Regions from separate parts of the Homo sapiens genome. Here region 1 is linked to region 2. Evidence: read pairs that join two places in POLR2A ChIA-PET (ENCODE). Cell type or tissue: PC-3. All regions are shown on one strand. Links, peaks and the distances in the headings refer to the core of each region. The heading gives the core; the rest is flanking DNA.

What was found. Peaks named below come from ENCODE experiments on the same cell type or tissue, not always from the same donor. Only the 100,000 strongest peaks of a DNase experiment are listed, where the experiment ranks them.
Region 1: POLR2A ChIA-PET joins it to region 2 with 6 read pairs; 2 of 35 experiments call an interaction of 5 or more read pairs at or near these places.

What each region holds. Positions count from the first base shown.
Region 1 is chr7:54,861,755-54,870,100 of GRCh38, reverse strand. No RefSeq gene overlaps it. Among named protein-coding and RNA genes, the nearest start is that of SEC61G-DT, 110 kb to the right of the region's middle. In PC-3, for the core only: no CTCF peak of the experiment used is centred there; a DNase peak (open chromatin) is centred at 5,170.
Region 2 is chr7:54,942,124-54,950,469 of GRCh38, reverse strand. No RefSeq gene overlaps it. Among named protein-coding and RNA genes, the nearest start is that of EGFR, 73 kb to the left of the region's middle. In PC-3, for the core only: no CTCF peak of the experiment used is centred there; a DNase peak (open chromatin) is centred at 3,569; H3K4me3 peaks cover 254 bases; H3K27ac peaks cover 1,997 bases.

The DNA.
Region 1 (8,346 bases), core at 172-8,171, 80 kb after region 2:
TTTGTTCTAATACTTATTACTTCATATTTTCAGCAATATTTTCTGTTTTCTACATATATTTGTTGACAAAGATAAGCTTTTGGCTTATTGTATTATAATCATCATTTATCATTTTAACTATCTTTTTCACTGCAGTGGTAAGAATAAACATTAAACCTGAATATGTGTCATTTTGTCTTTTATTATTAAATAAAAAACTTAAAATGAGACTTCTAAATCATTATCATAGCTAAGTGAAATTTTTCAAACTACTGGATTGAATTACCTTTGAATTAAACTTTGTTGAAAAACAAATAGAAAAGATTTATCTTCATTCTGGATGCCTAGTTTTAAAGTGTCTTATAAAATGTGATGAATAATGCCTTGACATCACTTAGGGGAAAACTATTCAGGGTGTATTTCATTGTTAATGCGCTTGATGAAAATTTGTCCTGGCAAGAGCAGTCTTGTCATTTTGTAACTGTTTGTGTTCTTTATTAGTATTCTCCTCAATATTAATTTTCTTTTCAGGAGTGTCTATAAGTCACTTATCCATTTGTGACAGTTAATAGAGTTAAAAGCAGATTTTAAAATCCACAAATCCATCAAATGGAGCATATCTAAACTGCACCAGGTTGCAATTTAGACAAAACAAATGGATATGTGTAGAAGTCGAGGGTACTGAGGCATCATGCTTAGGGAGCTGGAGACAAGGCTCTGGAGAATACTTCCTGAGAGAGTTACTCTACAAGAGATGATGCTTGACTGGTCTTAAAAGAGAAGCAGGAGATAGTATTTAGGTTACAGAGGGAGAAAAAAATAAATTTTAATACCTGGAGAGTGAGCCTTGTCAGGAAAGAAGAGATCTGTGCAATGAATTGGAGAAGAAAGTACTTAGTAAAAGATCTATGTCTTAGTCCATTTTGTGATACTGTAACAAAATATCTGAGAGTAACCAATTAATAATAAACATGAATTTATGTCTTATGGTTCTAGAAGCTAAGAAGTCCAAGATCAAGGGGCTAGCATCTTGTGAGGGCCTTCTTGCTGTGTCATCCCACAGTGGAAAGGCAAGAGCCTATGCACGCATGAGAGTGAAGGCGCTGAACTTGCCCCTTTATAATGAACCAGCTCCTGCAATGAGAGCATTAATCCACTCATGAAGTGGAACCCTCATGGCCTAATCACCTCTCATCAGGCCCCACCTCCCCACACTGTTGCATTAGGGATTAATTTTCCAACACATGCTTTTTGGGGGACACATTCAAACCACAGCAACCTACTTACTGGGGACTTCCTACCTGAGATTTATAATTCTGCTTTCACACTGACTTCTTTAATGTATTTAGCAGCTAAAGTTCTGAGGGAAACCAGAGCTTTCTGTTGAGAGGACCGGGAAAGGGGTTCCTGTGAGCAAATCTCAGATAGGAGAGAGCTGGAGAAGGGAGTCATCTAATTCTGTGTACTAGGTGGGGCAGAGCCCAGACTCATTCCTGAACTGTACCTGTGCAAGACAGAGCCAAGGAGTATAGCAGCAACATTGAAAACTAAACCAATATCAAAGAAGGTGAGAAAGAACTTTCAGTCTAAATACAACTAGGTGAATTGTCTGTGAAAACAAATAATTAACATTCTCCAGAGGATATTAACAGGATTCGGTCTAGACACTATAATTTTGAAAATGTTTAGAATACAAAGTAATATTACTTGACCAGAAAAAAAATTATGAAAAGGAACAAAGTAAAAATTTTACAACTAAAAAATATAATATCTGAAATTAAAGAACTATTTTATTAGCAGAATGGAATTTTAAAAAGGAAAATAATTGGTGAACTTGACAGCATATTGTAGAAATTACCAATCTGAAGAATGCAGAGAGAAAGGAATTTTTAAAATCCCTTTTAAAAAGGATTTTTAAAAATCCAAGCCAGCAGCCTTGGGTTGTGCTCCAGACACCTATGGTATCATATCAGAAGAACTAACATTTATGTCTTTGGAGTCCCAGATGAGAGGAGAAAGAGATTGGTGCAAAAAACTATTTAAAGAAATATGTTTAAAACTTCTGAAAGTTAATGAATTACATAAATTTATAGGCTCGAGAAGCCCAGCTAATCCCTAGTAGGATAAAGTCAAAGAACACCATCTCCAGAACTGATTAGACTGTGAAATGTTAGCTGTTTATAATGCAATCCCTAGAACAACTAAAATAAAATGATGTACAGACCCAAATCCAAAGTGTAAATTAAAAATAAAAGCAAAAAAAAAAAAAAGTAATTGGGAAAAGGAGTGAAAAAATAAAAAATGGAAGAGAAATAATAAAGTATACTTTCAAACACATCAATAATTACATTAAATTAAAATAGTCTAAACATGCTAATTAAAATTAGGTTGTCAGATTTGACTTAAAAAATGAGCCCCAACTATGTTTAATACTTCAGAGCAAGAACCTTTATCAGGGATAAAGAGGGATATTACATAACGGCAAAAAGTTTAATTTACAAAGAAGATATAACAAACCTAACTATGTATGCACTGAACAACAGATCTTCAAAATATGTAAAGCAAAACCAGATAGAACTGAAAGGACAAATAACAAAATCATAATTATGCCTGGTGACTCTTCTTTCAGCAATTGTTACAGCAAGTAGATAGAAAATGAATAAGGGCAGAAAAGACCTGAACAATATGATCAACCAACTTGACCTAATCGATATAAGTGAATACTCCATCAACAACAGATTAGGCATTCTTATTAAGCACATATGAAACATTTACCAAGATGGCTGATATACTGAGCCACACTTGGCTCTGGCCTCCTACTAGCATTTCTCCACATTGGGAAGAGGTACCTGCCTTCTCTCTGGAGCATGCTCTAGGAATCCAGGGCCTGGGTACCCAGGAACCCACTTCCAGGGGCCTGGAGGGGTCTATCACAGGCTTTTCCGCAACAGTGTGACACCTTAGGGGTAGGGATCACCAAGGGGTGGTCACTCACGGAGGTGAGAACAGAGTTTGGAACTGAAGGCCATGTTGACCTCATAGGTGCACACCAGGCCTGACTATGAGGGCACGGGCTGGGACAAGAGGAGGGAGGCCACAGCCCAGTTCTGCTGTGCTGCCAATTCCCATGCAGTCTTAGGCTTCTGAGGAATTCTCAAACTCTAAATTGTACTCAGCTTTCAGATAATTAAGGAGGTACACTTGTCAAGACAGGAGAATGAAACACACCTTATTTAAGAGTTAGTTTGGTTTAAAACTATAAAACATTTAAATGTATATTATGTGAGCCTCCGTTCATACTCATGCCTAGGCCTGGTGATGTGATTCTACAATCCTACATAAGTAAGTTCCTACATAAGGTACGTTAAACACGCTAGTCCCTTAGTTGGTCGGTAGTCATAACTGCTTTGTGCAGTGGCTGGTTTGATGGAACTTGCCTCTACCGTGGGGCTATTGAGAGAAGCTGGATCCTGCTGATATTAGCAGTGTCTTGCACTTACTCTATTCACCTTTAGCAGCAAAAAATGATTTAGGTATTTTTAAATACCTTTTTAAAAAATCCTAGTTCTAAAAGTAATACATACCAACTATAGTCAATCTTGAATTTTATAAGCTTATATAGAAAAATGTATTTAAATAGCCCATAAATTTGCAATACAGATGTGAAAATTCAGATATTTTCTGGGAATTATTTTTATGTGCATATACACATAGATATACATAGCACAAACACATCAACCACTTATTCCCTGATAAAAATTTGTAATGTATCTAGGATCATTGTTTAGATGGGATTTTGCATTCCAATATCTTTTCTTGTTCAACATAAATATTTCTTTATGTCATTATTTGCATTTAAAAACAACCTTTTATATAGCTTCTTAAAATATCATCATTTTAATAAACAATATGTTCTGTATGGTTGGATATTTATTTCTAATTCTTCATTATTATAAATAATGCTGTAATAAAGATTTTGATACAGAGTTTCTACCACATCCTTAATATTAGGATCAAATTTGAAGACCCTTCTCATCAAATAGCTTGAGACCGGGTAAGAATCACCAGCCTGCTCTCTACAGATTGCACAAACCTGAAAGACTTTCCTGCTTAGTGTCACTTCATCCGAATGAAGAAAGAGAAATGCACTGATTTCACACAGATTACTTGAAATGCTGTCTGCCTATAAAGGGAAGATTCCTCAAGACCAAGACTTTTTCTGTACATCGTCGGGCAGAGCCCTGGGCCCCTCTGTGCCACTTGAACAGAGCCGGGGAGAGTGACTTCCTGAGTCTGTCCATGTTGGATTAAGACCAAGACCTCTTTGCCCAGGCTAAAATCAGCTGTGTGGTCCAGTCTGTGGTACTGGTCAGTTCTAGTAAAGTTACAAAAGAATTTTCTTGCCACACTGCAAGTAACATTCAAACACACACAATAATTCTAAATTAAATCACCAAGCAGCAGGGCGCAGTGGCTCACACCTGTAATCCCAGCATGCTGGGAGGCCAAGGTGGGTGGATCACCTGAGGTCAGGAGTTTGAGACCAGCTTGGCCAACATGATGAAACCTTGCCTTTACTAAAAATACAAAAATTAGCCAGGCAAGGTGGTACACGCCTGTAGTGCCAGCTACTCAGGAGGCTTAGGCAGGAGAATTACTTGAACTCAGGAGGTGGAGGTTGCAGTGAGCCGAGATCACACCATTGCACTCCAGCCTGGGCAACAGAGCAAGACTCTGTCTCAAAATAAATAAATAAATAAATAAAATAAATCACCAAGCAATATAGTTGCTAATAATATCGTCTGAGCTTGGAAAGAAGAATTTAAAGTAGTATGTAAACTAAGATTACAACTGTGTAAAATATGTATTCATGTAAACAAAGAGAAACTGAAAAGCATAAATGGCAATTTTCTTAGGGTAGATGGACCATAAGACATTAAAAAATAGTCTAATGATATTATTTATAGTAAATAAAATATATATTGTCTTGATGTGCTGTTATTTCTAGGTAATTATTTTCCTTAATAGAAAGCAACATGATATCCTGTCTTTTCCATTACGGCTACCATTTGATGAATATCTCTGTCATCTGGAGTAGCCTCTTTGTTTAAAGGAAACCACATATTAACTCTTAATGATACACGGTTTATGTTAACAATGCGGCTAGCCTTGTGTCCACGCTTTGGTTCTAGCAGCTGTGTGTACAGAATCAATTAGTCATTTGTCAATAGTAGGGCAGCGAGGTCACTGCAGCTTCTAATTTGGTCCTTTTCCTGCTGTCACAGTTTTGCTGTCCTCAAAATATTTGCAGTAGGCCTTGAAATCTACCTTATTTTACTGAAATACTGAAACCCAAGATGCCTAAAGTTGTCAGTAAACAAGAAAAGAAATTCCAACTTGTGACTGGAAGTCAGGTCTTGATTTCATGTTTGACGGTTCACTTGAAGCATGCATCACACTCCCGTTCATCCACTGGAAACAAAATGAACAGCACACTTATCTGTAGACATTTCTCAGAATTTAGCACTTGAACTTCCACCTTCCCTGTTCACTGAAGGACGCCATATGGTACAGTGGGTGGTTGAAGCAATAAACTAAGAATCAATGAGAAGGTCTGATTCTTGGTCTGTCATAAGGAAGCTGTGAGATCTTGGGGAATAACCATGCATTGCAGGACCTCAGTGTTTTTACCTAAAAGATACACTAGTTACATTAGATGGCCTCCAAAAGTAGAGGCTTTTTAGGCTGCCTAGCTTATTTGCAAAGAATGATGCCAAAGAATCCAAGAAGTCATCCTCAACAGAAGATCCCTCTCCTTGCTATCAGTCACCTCAGCCATCTCTGTCCCGAGTGCACAGCCCTGGCTCAGGAGTGACGGGCTCACCATGGGGCTGCCGCAAAAACAGCCTGAACTGCAGGTCCTACCCATGCTGCAGTAACAGCTGGGTCTTTATACACAAAGGAAAGCATGTGCTTGTTGGAAAGATTGTCTTAAACGAATCTCAGTGCTCCTTTTTTATTTAAGATAGGAGAAACAAGGCACAGAGATAAACCCAGACGTAATTTACTTCAAAAGTACATTTCTGAATAACACAGTCAAAATAAAGAAAAAAAGAGGAGGAATATTTCCTACCAGCTATTGACATAGTATCAAAACACTGCAGCATTGGCAAGAGAACAGACAAGTAGGCCAATGGAACTGAATAGACCCAGAAGAGAGGAGGAGGTGTAAGTGGGAACTTAATATACCATAAATCAAATGGGCAAGAAAGGACTGTTTCATAGATTCCATTGGGAAAACTGGCTCGCTATGGGGGGCAAATCAAAATTGAATACCAGATGAAAAGGTGGATTCCAGATGTATTACAGCTCCAGTTGTGAAAGGTAAAATTACAAAGTAATAGAAAAAAAATAGGAGAGCATCTTTTTACCTAGGGACAGGGAAAGTCTTCTTGAAAAATATTTGAAAGAACAAACACAAAGGCAAAACAACAGATAATATTATGGCATCCAAGTTAAAGGTTTCTGTTCAATAAAGCACAATTGTGGGTAACTGAAACATGACAGGATGAAAAAAGATATCTATGATCTCTAAAAGTGATATGCAATTTCCAGTGTCTGGTCCAACATATAAAGATGTTGAACATCATCCCTTCTGTCTTCAGAATGAGAAAAAAGCTAAACAAATGGAAAATCAACAACTTTTCTTAGCTCCATAAGAGAATTGAGGTAACAGGACAAATTGCCACATTGAAAATTGAAGAGACAACCAGGCAGATACAGAGAATCACAGCTTCCTGGGAGCAGAAGCTGTCACTGCAGCCTACAGCTAGCATATGGAGCTTGAGTGTGGACTAGCTTGAGTGACAGGATCTCCTGGGGACCTAGGCTTGCTTTTGCCCCTAGAAGCCCCACCAGGTTATCAGGGTGAAGGTAGAAAAATGTCCCCTCATGCTCTGGCAGAGGAGGGAAAACGAACTGAGTTGAAACCCACCCAGAGCATTCTGTGCTCCTTCACAAAGACCTCCTGCAAGAAAAACCATCTTGACAAAGCCCAAACCACCTGGGTTTTGCCAGTACCTAACTAATGTGGGGTGGGAAAATAAAACCACAAACAATTCCAGCCTTGTCTAGCCTTCAAACTGAGAAGAGGAAAATGCTAAACACCATATCCCTCTAGCCCTTCTGTCTGCCTTCAGGAAGAGAAAAAGTTGAGAAGCACTTGTGAAGATCGCAGTCCAGGGACACAGGCTCATTGAGAAACTGAGACTTGATGACAGGTATGTGGAATTATTCTCTTCCACTGCACACTCTCCTACCACAGCAATGGGTTCCTGCATAACAGCAGGGATGACAATGGAGGAGCTGCAAGGCTAGACTCTACTTAAGAAGTCTTTAGAGAAACCCAAGACAACAGGGGAGACAAAGACATGGATGCTAGAGGAAATTTTGGCCTCTGACATCTATAGCTACTTAAAGAGTAAACACAGCCTAACTCCTAGCCATGAAGACACTAAAAACCTATGTACCTCAGTTCCTTTTACCTAATACATCATTTCTAGCTCTCAACTAAAAATTACACAGCGTGCTAAAAGGCAAAAAACTCAGTCTGAAGAAACAAAGCAAGCATCAGAACCAGACTCAAACATGACAGACATTTGGGAATTGTCAGACCAGGAATAAAAATAACTATGATTAATATGCTAAGAGCAAATGGAAAAAGTAGACAACCTGCTAGAACAAATGCGTAAGGTAAGCATAGAGATGAAAATGCTAAGAAAGAATAAAAAGGAAATACTAGAAATTAAACACATGATGACAGGAATGAAGAATGCCTTTGATAGGCTCATCGGTAGACCAGACACAGGTGAAGAAAGAACCAGTAAGTTTGAAGATACATCAGTAGAAACTTCTCAGAGTGAAAAGCAAAGACAATAAAAAGAAAAAAGAGAGAGAGAAACGGAATATCCAAGAACTGTGGGACAATAACAACAGGTGTAAAACTGATACTAAGTTGCTATCTAGAACATAAAAGAAAATTCTGCAAATCAATAAAACAATAAAAATAATAAAGTATCAATCTCTATTTTTAAGAAACTGGCAAATTATAAGAACTAGAAATACAGAAAGGGAAGATGACACAAACAAGAACATGAAGAGAGGCCCAAATCCATTAGTCGTCACTAAAATTGAAATATTTTTAGATGAAATATCACAGTATTTACTGGATTGGCCAAGACTAGAAAGCTGCATAATGCCAAGTGTAGGCAGGGATGTGGGGATGTAGAAACATTCATGCAGGAATGGAGGAAAGTGGACCGGCGCAGCCATTCCAGGAGTGAGCTGGTGGTGCTAAGTCAGATGAAG
Region 2 (8,346 bases), core at 84-8,083:
GAAATGATCAGACATTTCAGGGACTACTGGACACTGGCTCTGAGCTGACTTTGATTCCAGGGGACCCAAAACGTCACTGTGGTCCTCCAGTTAAAGTAGGGGCTTATGGAGGTCAGGTAATTAATGGAGTTTTAGCTCAGGTGCAACTTACAGTGGGTCCAGTAAGTCTCTGGAATCATACTGTGGTCATTTCCCCAGTGGCAGAATGTATAATTTGCATAGACATATTTAGCAGCTGGCAGAACGCCCACATTGGCTCCCTGACTTGTAGGATGAGGGCTATTATGGTGGGAAAGGCCAAATGGAAGCCATTAGAGCTGCCTCTACCTAGAAAAATAGTAAATTAAAAACAATATTGCATCCCTGGAGGGATTGTGGAGATTAGTGCCACCATCAAGGACTTGAAAGACGCAGGGGTGGTGATTCCCACCACATCTCTGTTCAACCCTCCCATATGGCCTGTGCAGAAGACAGATGGATCTTGGAGAATGGCAGTGGATTATCATAAGCTTCACCAAGTGGTGACTCCAACTGTGGCTGCTGTACCAGATGTGGTTTCATTGCTTGAGCAAATTAACACATCTCTTGGTACCTGGTATGCAGCCATTGATTTGGCAAATGCCTTTTTCTCCATTCTTGTCTATAAGGCCCACCAGAAGCAATTTGCCTTCAGCTGGCAAGGACAGCAATATGCCTTTACAATCCTACCTCAGGGGTATATCAGTTATCTGGCTTTGTGACGTAATCTTATTTGGAGAGATCTAGATAACTTTTCACTTCCACAAGATATCACACTGGTCCATTACATGGATGACATTATGCTTATTGGACCCAGTGAGCAAGAAGTAGCAAACACACTGGACTTTTTGGTGAGATGTTTGCATGCCAGAGGATGGGAAATAAATCTGACTAAAATTCAGGAAACTTCTACCTCAGTAAAATTTCTAGGGGTCCAGTGGTGTGGGGCATGTAGAGATATTCCTTCTAAGCTGAAGGATAAGTTGTTGCATTTGGCCTCTCCTACAACCAAGAAGGAGAAACAATGCCTAGTGGGCCTGTTTGGATGTTGGAAGCAACACATTCCTCATTTGGGTGTGTTACTGTAGCCCATTTATCAGGTGACCCAAAAGGCTCTCAGTTTTGAGTGGGGTCCAGAACAGGAGAAGGCTCTGCAACAGGTCCAGGCTGCTGTGCAAGCTGCTCTGCCACTTGGGCCATATGACCCAGGAGATCCAATGGTTTGAGGTATCACTGGCAGATAGGGATGCTGTTTGGAGCCTTTGGCAGGTTCCCATAGGTGAGTCTTAGCGGAGGCCTTGAGGATTTTGGAGCAAGGCCTTGCCATTTTCTTTTTTTTTTTTCAGTTTTTTTTTTTTATTATTATACTTTAAATTTTAGGGTACATGTGCACAACGTGCAGGTTAGTTACATATGTATACATGTGCTATGTTGGTGTGCTGCACCCATTAACTCGTAATTTAACATTAGGTATATCTCCTAATGCTATCCTTCCCCCATCCCCCCGTCCCACAACAGGCCCCAGTGTGTGATGTTCCCCTTCCTGTGTCCATGTGTTCTCATTGTTCAATTCCCACCTATGAGTGAGAACATGCGGTGTTTGGTTTTTTGTCCTTGCGATAGTTTGCTGAGAATGATGATTTCCAGCTTCAATCATGTCCCTACAAAGGACATGAACTCATCATTATTTATGGCTGCATAGTATTCCATGGTGTATATGTGCCACATTTTCTTAATCCAGTCTATCGTTGTTGGACATTTGGGTTGGTTCCAAGTCTTTGCTATTGTGAATAGTGCTGCAATAAACATACATGTGCATGTGTCTTTATAGCAACGTGATTTATAATCCTTTGGGTATATACCCAGTAATGGGATGGCTGGGTCAAATGGTATTTCTAGTTCTAGATCCCTGAAGAATCGCCACACTGACTTGGTTGAACTAGTTTACAGTCCCACCAACAGTGTAAAAGTGTTCCTATTTCTCCACATCCTCTCCAGCACCTGTTGTTTCCTGACTTTTTAATGATCGCCATTCTAACTGGTGTGAGATGGTATCTCATTGTGGTTTTGATTTGCATTTCTCTGATGGCCAGTGATGATGAGCATTTTTTCATGTGTCTTTTGGCCGCATAAATGTCTTCTTTTGAGAAGTGTCTGTTCATATCCTTCACCCACTTGTTGATGGGGTTGTTTGTTTTTTTCTTGTAAATTTGTTTGAGTTCATTGTAGATTCTGGATATTAGCCGTTTGTCAGATGGGTAGATTGCAAAAATTTTCTCCCATTCTATAGGTTGCCTGTTCACTCTGATGATAGTTTCTTTTGCTGTGCAGAAGCTCTTTAGTTTAATTAGATCCCATTTGTCAATTTTGGCTTTTGTTGCCATTGTTTTTGGTGTTTTAGACATGAAGTCCTTGCCCATGCCTATGTTTTGAATGGTATTGCCTGGGTTTTCTTCTAGGGTTTTTATGGTTTTCGGTCTAACATTTAAGTCTTTAATCCATCTTGAATTAATTTTTGTATAAGGTGTAAGGAAGGGATCCAGTTTCAGCTTTCTACATATGGCTAGCCAGTTTTCCCAGCACCATTTATTAAACAGGAAATCTTTTCCCCATTTCTTGTTTTTGTCAGGTTTGTCAAAGATCAGATAGTTGTAGATATGTGGCATTAATTACAAATCTTGAATGTCATAGATTACTGCATCAGTAGACTATTATCTATATAAAGTCACATAATTTTAGAAACTCTGTTCATGAAGTTGGCAATGCAAACATTGCAATAACACAGTAAGTGGTTATTTTGGACACAGTTTATGTAGGTAGTTAAAATGCTTTGTCAAAATCAATGAACGGTAGAATTACATACCACATACTCCCAACATCTAACCATCTTTAAGCAGTCCTTTTTTAATCTCGCTGGGATGGTAGCATTTCAAAGGCCTAGGGCTAGACTGCAGTGAAAAGGCTATTACCCTGCCCCTGTAAGCATAGCGTGAGCATCAGAATCCTGAGTAACCACTGAAGGACAAGATTCTCCTGACACTTGGTCTCTGTCTCTCACTGTTACGTGAACAATGACAAAACAGAGATTCTTAAAATTTTGTTGCTTTAGTTATACATTTAAAAAAGCACACATAGATATTAAAAAAATAAAGAATAAACAGTAGATACCTATATATTCAAGCAGGAAAATAGGAAATGTACTTTCATCTGTTTTTAAGTTCTAAGACAGAACCTATTTTTAAATAATGGCTGTCAAATCATTTTGACTTATTCAAAGAAAGGGATTAACTACCTGGATACAGATAATCAAATAGCATGCACCCTTTTTCTTCACTTTCCCACCCTGCCCCCAGTCTCAGGCACACCCAGAGATTATATATAACAACGTTTTTTTCCATTAGATCTTCTGTAGACAATCTCGCTGAGAAATCAGGAAAACCAAGCTTACCACATAGTGAGTGAAATCTTTCCTTTTATTGGATTTGGCTTAAACTCAAGCTTTTTGAGCAGCAAATTTGACAGGGGTTCAGGAAAAGTCTCTGCCTGGACTCATCCTGGAACACTGGGCCACACCTCATTTCAGAGTTGTACGGCCCAGGTATGTACAAGGTGTGGCAGGCAGAAGTGAGCTCAGTTAAATAATGAATTCTGTATTCCTAGCTTCTTCTTTGATGCAGTATTTTCTTCTTACTGGAACTTCTCTATGACCTAGTATTTTCCTCCTTTCTTTTTATTCAAATTACTGTCAGAAAAAAAGATTCGATAAATTCATCAGCTCCACAAAACAAATGAAGGATCAGTTTAGGTGAATACTCCTTTCAAGAATTTTTAAAATTTTAACAGAAAACAAAACGTTAAGCTAAAGGTCTTTTATAGAGTTGGTGTACAAGTATGGCAGGCTAGAGGAATGTGGTTTGGGCTAGTGTGTTTTTCCTGTTACCATAACACCCAGATACCTTTTTAAAGCAAATATGAGAGCTTATATATCTCATGCCTCAGTAAGGGCCTCCTAACATGCCATCCTCCCAAAAGAGCAGCATGTGACTGAATGTATGACATTCCTTGTCAACCAATCAACAGAAAGATCCTCAAAATTCCTTGAAGGTTTCTGTACTTGTGTCTATCCCATCACAGAGTACACGCATGCACACACACACCTTTCTCTTATCAGCTCCATTATATCCTTACTTTAATTCAGTCTTGTTTCATTTCTAATTCAATCACCTGCATGCAGGACCAGGCCCTGATTCGCACCTTCTTCTGAAGGGTTGTGGTCTCTCTGACACAGTCATCTCTCCAGTTGCCATTCCCCAAGTTCTCTTGAATCAACTCTGCCATTTTTATGATCTCTAGAAAGTTGATGGCTTTCTATTATTCAATTATGTCGTTTCTATCTTGAGATCTTTCTATGTAGCTTGGTTTAACTAACACCCTACTTTTTTTTTTGGTTATTGACTAACCTTGTATCATATTGGCCTCCTAGTCTTAAAACTATGATGGCAAAAGTCATGTAATATGTTAGCTTTTTCTACTAATTAATACATTTAATATAGCTTTGATCTTCAAAATCATCTTATACATATATATATATATATATTTTAGTTTTGTCGTATAATTTGCTTCCACTTTCTTGCATCATTTTATTTCTCTTAATTCCTACTGACTTTTTCTGATTTTCCCATGAAACTTTCATACTCAACAAGGCCATTTGATAGGAAAGCTTTTGCTATTTCTTAGATGCAATTACTGTTTTTTTTTGCATTACCATCCATATATATATACATATATGTATATACATATATGTGTGTGTGTATATATATATATACTTTAAGTTCTCAGGTGCATATGCAGAACGTGCAGGTTTGTTACATAGGTATACACGTGCCATGGTGGCTTGCTGCACCCATCAACCCATCATCTACATTAGGTATTTCTCCTAATGCTATCCCTCCCCTAGCCCCCCACCCCGCTACAGGCCCCCATGTGTGATATTCCCCTCCCTGTGTCCATGTGTTCTCATTGTTCAACTCCTGTTTATGAGTGAGAACATGCAGTGTTTGGTTTTCTGTCCCTGTGATAGTTTGCTGAGAATGATGGTTTCCAGCTTCATCCACGTCACTGCAAAGAACATGAACTCATCCTTTTTTATTGCTGCATAGTATTCTGTGGTGTACATGTGCCACAGTTTCTTTATCCAGTCAATCACTGATGGGCATTTGGGTTGGTTCCAAGTCTTTGCTATTGTGAATACTGCCGCAATAAACATACGTGTTCCTGTGTCTTTATAGTAGAATGATTTATAATCCTTTGGGTATATACCCAGTAATGGGATTGCTGGGTCAAATGGTATTTCTGGTTCTAGATCCTTGAGGAATTGCAAGACTGTCTTCCACAATGGTTGAAGTAATTTACACTTTCACCAACAGTGTAAAAGCATTCCTATTTCTCCACATCCTCTCCAGCATCTGTTGTTTCCTGACTTTTTAATGATTGCCATTCTAACTGGTGTGAGATGGCATTGTCATCCATTCTATCTCATTTTGTTCCGGTTTAGAAAAATGCTTCTCATTTTCAGTGTTGCCATCCACCTTGACTCAATGTGTTCACATTTCCTGTAGGATCTTTATTCATCTCTTCATTCTTGTATGCATCAACTTCCTTGAATTCCATGATATTAATTTTTATTCTACTTTGCTTTTATTATTTTTATGCTTTCCTTTAAAAATCTTTATATAATAGTTGTTTTCAAGTCCTTGTCTGTCAATTGCATTATCTCTGTCATTTCTGGGCCCATTTTTATTCATTGATTTTCTTCTGATTATGAGTCCTAGTTTCCTGTTTCTTCACATTTGGGTTTTTTTTTTTTAACACTGTGCAATGTGAATATCACATTACTGAGGTCAGGATATTTTTCTTTTAAGAGAACTGAGTTTTGTTTTAACAGGCGGTTAAGTTTCTTTCGGATCAGCTGGATTCTTTAAATGCTTTTGAAAAAAAGCATTTTTTTAAAGCATTTTAAAAAAGCATTTTTAAATGCTTTACAAAAAAAAAGCATTCTGTCAGGGCAGGTTTATAGTTCCCTATGCTAGATACTTCAGCCCTACTGTTAATTCTTGACCTTTCTGAGTGCACTTTTGAATGCCTTTGGTGTTTAACGAGCTTTCTACATTCTGCCTGGTCAGATGCCAATTATTCCTCTGCCCTGTGCAAGCTCTAGTGAGTGTTCAGTTTTAGTTTCCTAGTAGATGTTCTTTCCCCTATAGTTTTGTGCCTAGTCTCACGGATCCATACTCTAACCATGCATAGCTTGGTGTTCAGCCGAAGACTCCAGTGAATGCTATGGTGCTCTTTCCCTGCCTTGCTCACTCTTTTCCAATACTTTTTGCAATTCCAGTGACTTTAGACTAACTGAACTCCAATCACTGTTTCTTCAACTCAGTGAAGCTATCATGCTTTGTTTGGATTCTCTCCTAGTACTGTGTGTATGTGTGTGTGTGTGTGTATATATATATGTGTATATATATGTGTGTATATATATATGTATATATTTAAGTTTTGTTAAGTTTGTGGATAACTTTTTATCCACAAACAAGGTATATTCCTCCATTTTCTAAATTCTATTTCACGTCTTTAATAAAGGTTTATAATTTACTTCCCAAAAGTTTGTGTATCTCCCTTGTTAGACTTATTCCTTGGTCCTTGTGTAGTTACTGTATATTTTATCTTTTTTAGTTTTTTAAAAATTCAAACTTATAGAAAATTTCAAAATTATATAAAAGTTGCAAGAATATTAAAAAGAACTCCCATACAATCTGGAATTGACAATTTCAAACATGATCATGTTTATTTTATCATCTTTATCCATTTCTAGATACATAGACACAATGGCAAAATTTCACGGAACCATTTGGCAGTGAATTGTATACATTATGTACCTTCATGCCATAAAAATTCAATATATATATTTTATTTTTTGAGACAGAATCTCATTCTGTCTGTCGCCCAGGCTGGAGTGCAGTGGGGCAATCTTGGCTCACTGCAACCTCCCTATCCTGGGCTCAAGTGATCCTCCCATCTCAGCCTCCCAAGTAGCTGGGAGCTGAGACTGCAGGCACGCACCATGATGCCCAGCTAATTTTTGTGTTTTTTTGTAGAGACAGGGTTTTGCCATATAGGCCAGGCTAGTCTCAAACTCCAGGGCTCAAGTGTTCCCTCTGTCTCAGCCTCCCAAAGCGCTGGGATTACAGGCGTGAGTCACCACACCTGGCCTCAATGTGTATTTCTTAAGAAAAATGATATACGTACTTTTAGACATTTACAGTTCAGTTATAAAATGCAGGAAACTGAATATTTATAATACACTTTTATTTAAACTATAATCTATATTCTAGTTTTGTCTCTTACATCAATAATTTTTCCTTTACAGCAATGATTTTTCCAGTATAGAATCCAGTTCAAAATCATGAACAACAACAAACAATTCTATGGCAATTGTTTGTTGTTCATGCCATTGGCATGTTTGAAGAATAAAGGACAGGTATTTTACAGAGTATAACTCAATTCGAGTTTGTCTGATGTTTTTCTTACATTTAGATTTAGATTTTAGATATTTTTCCTAGAACGTTGCATAAGTGATGTATGTTTCTTAAAGACACATGTGATAATCTTTTGCCCCTTAGCAATGTTTATTTTGATGACATGTGGAAGGTTTTGTCTGACTTCTCCACTGCTTACTTACTATTTTTTGTAATTAATAAGTATATATTATTAATCTAACAACAAATTAAATCATTTCTTCCTTCAAATCTTTCTATTCTGTATTTGTATCTCATATTTTTTTTGCCATCTTACTGCACTGAATACACAGTAGTAATACTAAGAATCAGCATCCTTGTTCTCTTCCAGTTTTTGATTACTTCCTTCCTTCCTTCCCTTCTTCCTTCCTTCTTTCCTTCTTCTTCTTCCTGCATTTTACTTTGTATTTCTAGAAATCTATTTAAAAAAAGAAATCTATTTAATTTTTTGAGTCTATATTGTGAAATATATTTTTTCTGAAAAACTGAATTTTACCTAAGTTTTCATTTTTGTAAAATGTGACTATAGTATTTCCTTCCATTGTAATTCTGTATAGATACCTAGTTATGTCCCGATTTTATTGCTATCATTATTTCTTTGTTTTTTGTCTTTTTGTTCTTGGTCAATCATGCAATAGGTTTAAGAATTTTATTAGTCTTTTTCAAGAACTCAGTTTTAGTTTAATCAATCTTTTCTGCTGTATTCATTTCCCTCCCTACTTTTCCATATGCTCTCTCTCTTTTTTTTTAACTA